Linked DNA regions of Homo sapiens: region 1 is linked to region 2. The links are chromatin loops, found by intact Hi-C in ENCODE. Cell type or tissue: GM12878. All regions are shown on one strand. Each heading gives the region's core, and the rest is flanking DNA. Links, peaks and the distances in the headings are about the cores only. Region 1 overlaps NRF1 (nuclear respiratory factor 1). Region 2 overlaps UBE2H-DT (UBE2H divergent transcript).

Region 1 (2,803 bases), core at 80-2,579, 270 kb after region 2:
TAGAAGTGGAAGAAGATAACAGGAAATCAGTAAAGAAGCTAGTCTAGCAGGCAGACAGCAGTTAGACAGGCTGAGAATACCAAGGACTAGATGGAAAGAGGACATATGTAGGGCAAGAAGAGGAAGGTCATGAAGAGAATGTCAATATCAAACAAAAAGGAGGTCCAAGTAACCTCATGATAGTAGGGCAAACGGGGAAGAGAAAAAGCATTTCTTTCCCAGTGGTTCTGTTTCTGTTCTATTAGCTGCTTTTGGGACATTTAATCTCCCTTTTCCGTGTTTCCTAAGTCCAAGCTTTTGGGTACATTTGGGGGATTTATGGATTAAAATATGTCTTACATCTGGCAAGTACTGAATATTCTCATGAAGCCAAGAGCAGCCTCACAGGTGCCTTGGTGCACAGGGTGCTTTTCAGCACTCAAAGAGTTTTCTTCTCTCTTGCTGGACCATCTCAAGACTAAGAAAAACTGCTTTCTGGAATAACATTCAAAGGAGTGACTCTGGTTGAGACAGGCTCACTCTATCTTTTGCCTGCTTTTGCAGACCACCAGGAAGCTTTTCATGCCCCTCATCCCATAAGCCAAATATTAAAACTGAATTCATTTTTACTTTATTAGTAAATATATCTCAAGACCTATTTTGGAGATACAATGTCATGATTTCCTCTTGAAATTACTGGCAATGCCCAGGAGCGTTATGAAACGCTCTGTGTTTCAGTATTCAGAACCACCATGGTTTATTATCCTGAAAATTGAGCTCCCAACGTGGGGATGAACAAGCTAACTGCAAGGCCTGTTGACCCTGCCAAGAAGGCTTTAAACTGAAAATGGCAGGAGAGAAAGCGTTCTGCTGAAGCTTGTGGAATATGCACGTGCTCTGGAGCAGCGGTCCCGAGCATTTTTGGCAGCAGGGACTAGTTTCATGGAAGACAGTATTTCCATGGATGGGGGGGGGGTTGAGGGGGATGGTTTGGGGATGAAACTATTCCACCTTAGATCATCAGTTCACAATAGGTTCGTGCTCCTATGAGAATCTGATGCCGCTGATGATCTGACAGTAGGTGGAGCTCGGGCGGTGATGCTTGCTCACCTGCCACCCACCTCCTGCCGTGCCAGGGACTGGGGACCCCTGCTCTGGAGGACATCTGATCTGACTGTACAGAGCAAGGCAAGGGGTACCCAGTAAATTCCCAGAAGAAATCACTAGGAAGAAGGGTGGGAACAACACTCAGGTTGAAGTCTGTGTCCCAGAGGATAGATCATGGCAATATGCAGAGTGCACCAATATTTTAAAATGGAAAGTGGAGCCCAGATGACAAACCTCAGAAGAAGAAAGTCACCAGGAGCCTGCAACAGTCAGGTGCAGAAATGAACAGCAGGCCCACTCAGGAGTTACTCAGAGTTAGGAAGGGAGATTTATTTATTTTTCTGTTATTATTACTTTCAAACTTTTTTTTTTCTTCAAACTTTTTATGATGGAAAATGTCAAATAGGCACCAGGAGAGGGAGGAGTACAATGAACCCCCATGTGCCTGTCATCCAGTCCCTGCCTCTTCTATCTGAGCAGGGATACGCTGAGGCAAGGAAGCTTCCAAAGATGTACTCGTGACTTTTCATCCCCTCACTCAGCATAATCTGTAGAGCACCATTTAGGAAAAAAACCACAAAAAAACTAAAACTTTTTAAGAGCACATAAAGGGCAGAATTAAATTTGCTCTAGGCAGTGAGACACCTGAAAAAAGCAGATCAGTAAGTGGAAATAGACAGTAATGGGGCTTTAGAGTAAGATGGAAAGAACTCTATCCCAATAAAGTTCATCTTCATCAAGTTTTTCTCCTGCTTTTCCTATCTGAACTGTACTTAGCATAGCCAAATTGTTAATGGGGACAAGTTCTTTATAAAAGAATCCCAACTAGAGGTGGGAGGATCACTTGAGGCCAGCAGTTCGAACCTGTAGTCTGGGAATAGCCACTGCACTCCAGCCTGGGTAATGTAGTAAGACCCTGTCTCTTAAAAAAGAATTCCAGCTAATAAATGAAAAGGAAACATTTAACACTAGAAAAATCAGATAATCAATGGAATCAATGGTTACTAAAACTATCAGGTGACCGAGTGAGGGGGACTGCACAGTAGAGGAATCCCACCATCCAAGCAGGAAGCAGCGCCTGGAATGACAGCCTCACAGTGACTCTATCCTCCAGCTGCTTCCTTCTTTCCCCAAAGATGAACCCACCTGTGGCTTTGTCAGTCAGGATCCACTTGCGACCTGCACGATCTGCCATAAAGAGGCCTGACAATAACACAGAACTGTTAAAAAAAAAAAAAAAAAAAAGCACCGGGCAAGATGGGCCACCAGCCCCGCTGCGGCGCTTGCAGCCTCCCATGCACATCTGGTGCAGGGTGCACAGCCTCGCTCCTTCCACCCGTGAGGAAAGCCTTCGGCAAGCATGCCAGCACCAAGTGCTAATGTGCACTTAGACCACCAGATCTTAGTTCAGTTGAAGGGAGAGGAGGTCATTTCCCTCATATTTCCCCCTCGCCGTTGGAATTTGTGATGTGATTTTCTTGTAGCAGACTTACCTTCCTAATTATGTCTTCTTTAAGCTAATATGAAAACTAATTTGTATTCCCTAAGTACCCAGCAGCTGGGTCGGGGGGCAGAGGAGATGGTCCAGGCTTACACTGGCTCGCTCAGAGAAATTGCCCAAGGATTTAAAATGTGTCACGAGTAATCTGCGTGACAGATAATCTGTAGGTAACAAGTAAGAGTTGACTATATTCACATTTGTAAAACCAACAGGCCA
Region 2 (2,803 bases), core at 298-2,797:
AGTCCCAGCTATTTGGGAAGCTGAGGCAGGAGAATCACTTGAACCCGGGAGGCGGAGGTTCCAGTGAGCTGAGATCGCGCCACTGCACTCCAGCCTGGGTGACAGAGGGAGACTGCATCTCAAAAAAAAAGTGATAGCGAAACCAAGACTGCAGCTGGAGTCTACCTCCTACTGAAATGTGGGGAATCAGTCTTGAGCAGGAGAACCTCTGAAACTTGATTTTACTACTGCTGCAAATAGCTATCACTTGTAAGTACAGATTGTTTGCCAAGCACTGGTCTAAGCATTTTATCTTATTTAAGCCTCATAGCAGTCCTATGAGGAAGGTATAATTACTGTTCCATTTTTACAAATGAGGAAACAAAAGCATAAGTTAATTACTTTGTTCAGGGTCACACAGCCCAGTAAGTGAGGGCCGGGATTCAAACTCAGCCCATCAGCCTCCAAGGCAGACCCCACTGCCTGCCTTTAACCAAGGACATAGTTATACATGCATGACGATGTTTAATTCCATTGTTACTTGGGTTGTTTGTTTTTGTTTTTGTTTTGAGACAATCTTGCTCTGTTGCCCAGGCTGGAGTGCAATACTGCAATCTCAGCTCACTGCAACCTCTGCCTCCTGGGTTCAAGTGATTCTGCCTCAGCCTCCGTAGTAGCTGGAACTACAGGTGCCCACCACCATGCTGGACTGATTTTTTTTCCTTTTTTTATTTTTGAGACAGGGAGGGTCTCTGTCGCCCAGGCTGGAGTGCAGTGGTGGGATCTCGGCTCACTGCAACCTCCACCTCCCAGGCTCAAGCAATTCTCCTCCCTCAGCCTCCTGAGTAGCTGGGATTACAGGCATATGCCACTACCGCCCAGCTAATTTTTGTGTTTTTAGTAGAGATGGGGTTTCACCATGTTGGCCAGGCTGGTCTTGAACTCCTGACTTCAAGGATCCACCCGCCTCAGCCTCCCAAAGTGCTGGGATTACAGGCGTGAGCCACCGTGCCCAGCCTGAGACCTTTCTTCTGTAGATCCAGAGAAACCAGATGTCAAGGGAAATGCAATTTATCAGCTATTAAGTGATAAGAAAATCTCCCCTCCTAAGGATCGTGCCATCTCCCAAGTCTCCAAGAGCTGGGGCAAGTCACTGTAGCCAACTTGAGAATCAAGTTCAGGTATGAGGCCAGGCGTGATGGCTTATGCCTGTAATCCCAGCACTTTGGGAGGCCAAGGCAGGCAGATTGTTTGAGCCCAGGAGTTCAAGACCAGAGTAGACAACATAGGGAAACCCCGTCTCTACCAAAAAAAAAAAAAAAAAAAAAAGCCAGGTGTGGTGGCGTGCACCTGTAGTCCCAGCTCCTCAGGAGGCTGAGGTGCGAGGATCCCTTAAGCCTGGGAAGTCAAGGCTGCCGTGAGCTGTGATCACACCACTGCCCTCCAGCCTGGGAGATAGCGCAAGACCCTGTCTCAGAAAAAAAAAAAAAAAAAAAAAAAAAAAAAGTTCAAGAATGTGACCTCGGTGCCAGGCAAGAATGCTAGCAGTACCCACTACGGCCACTAGATGTCCCCCATGTTCCACTTCTGGCTTACCTAGCTGGACTTGCCAACACAAGACATCATCATTCTTACTTTGTCCTTATTTTGTTACAGGGTCTTTCCCCTAACCCCACTTAAGCTCTACCAAGTGCGGTGATGGAAACAGAAAGAAACTGAAAGCATTGAAACAGTCAGCAGAGAGACAGAAATGAGAATGGGTATTTATTGAGGAGACAGAGAAGGAAAAAAAAACCTCTAAATTTAAGGTCAGAGTTGGGGCCTTGCATCCAGGAATAGTGGCTCGAGTAGCAATGATAAGAACCCGATTGAATGGGAAGTCAACCGAAAGGGAAATCCAGGGGACTGTGAGCCATTGGCAGCCACCCTGGGACACATGCAGCCCTCCCCAGGTGTCATCCTTTGGCTGATCTCAGCACCCGCACTCAGGGCTGGGCCACCCCAGGGCCGACCTGCAAAGTTAGGCAAGCCACTAATGAAGCATGATGACACACTCACAGGGGCATGAGTGGTGTCTCATCACAGCCAGGGCACAGCCCAGACCCACCAGATGACCCTTTTCTTGTGAGGATTCCCAAGTCTATGACTAATGCTAATTAACCCTGACTCACAGTAGCACTGAGCACACAGAGGTCATTATCTCCACTGGAAGGAGTGGGGAAACTGAGGTGTGGAGTGGGGAAGCAGCTTTGCTCCATCAGTGTCACCAGGTCAGGAGTTGATCCTCCCTGCCCTTCTCAAAAGCCCGTGAGGCTGTTCTTGGTAATCAGCAGTAGACACTTCCGGTGGGGCTAAGGGATAGGGCCTTTCCCCACTGCTGTTTCCACGTGAGTCAGAGCCACAGAACTGGAAGCAGAGTTGTAGACTACTTGGTCTAATCCCTGAGGAGTCTGAAGGCCAGAGTGGGGAGTGAAGGCCAAGATCACACAGCAGGTTGTGGCTGAGCCACGCCTAGAATCCTGAGGCTTCTTGCTGAGTCCCCTTCTTGCACTACAGTCATCATGACAGAGCAGAAGAGAGGCAGTACCCTGTGAGAGTTAGGAGCACCAGCTCACTAGCCAGAAGTGGTGGCACGTGCCTATAGTCCCATTATACTAGGGAGGCTGAAGTGGGAGGATCGCTTGAGCCCAGGAGTTCGAGACTGCAGTGAGCTATAATTGCACCACTGAACTCCAGTCTGGGTGGCAGAGCAAGACACCTTGTTTATAAAAAAGAAAAATAAAGGGGGACAAAAAAAAAAACACCAGCTCTAGGTCAGGTAGCT

What was found. A loop is a pair of places that touch in the nucleus more often than their neighbours do. Peaks named below come from ENCODE experiments on the same cell type or tissue, not always from the same donor. Only the 100,000 strongest peaks of a DNase experiment are listed, where the experiment ranks them.
Region 1: a loop joins it to region 2, with 3 times the contacts of the local background. A loop is called at or near these places in 8 of 110 quality-filtered maps.

What each region holds. Positions count from the first base shown.
Region 1 is chr7:129,743,659-129,746,461 of GRCh38, reverse strand. All of the region lies in intron 10 of NRF1 (nuclear respiratory factor 1), which reads right to left. Among named protein-coding and RNA genes, the nearest start is that of MIR182, 25 kb to the left of the region's middle. In GM12878, for the core only: no CTCF peak of the experiment used is centred there; no DNase peak of the experiment used is centred there.
Region 2 is chr7:130,009,774-130,012,576 of GRCh38, reverse strand. All of the region lies in intron 3 of UBE2H-DT (UBE2H divergent transcript), which reads right to left. Among named protein-coding and RNA genes, the nearest start is that of ZC3HC1, 40 kb to the left of the region's middle. RefSeq lists enhancers at 40-199, 2,141-2,803. In GM12878, for the core only: a CTCF peak has its summit at 1,549 (motif pointing right); DNase peaks (open chromatin) are centred at 1,586 and 2,286; H3K27ac peaks cover 1,049 bases.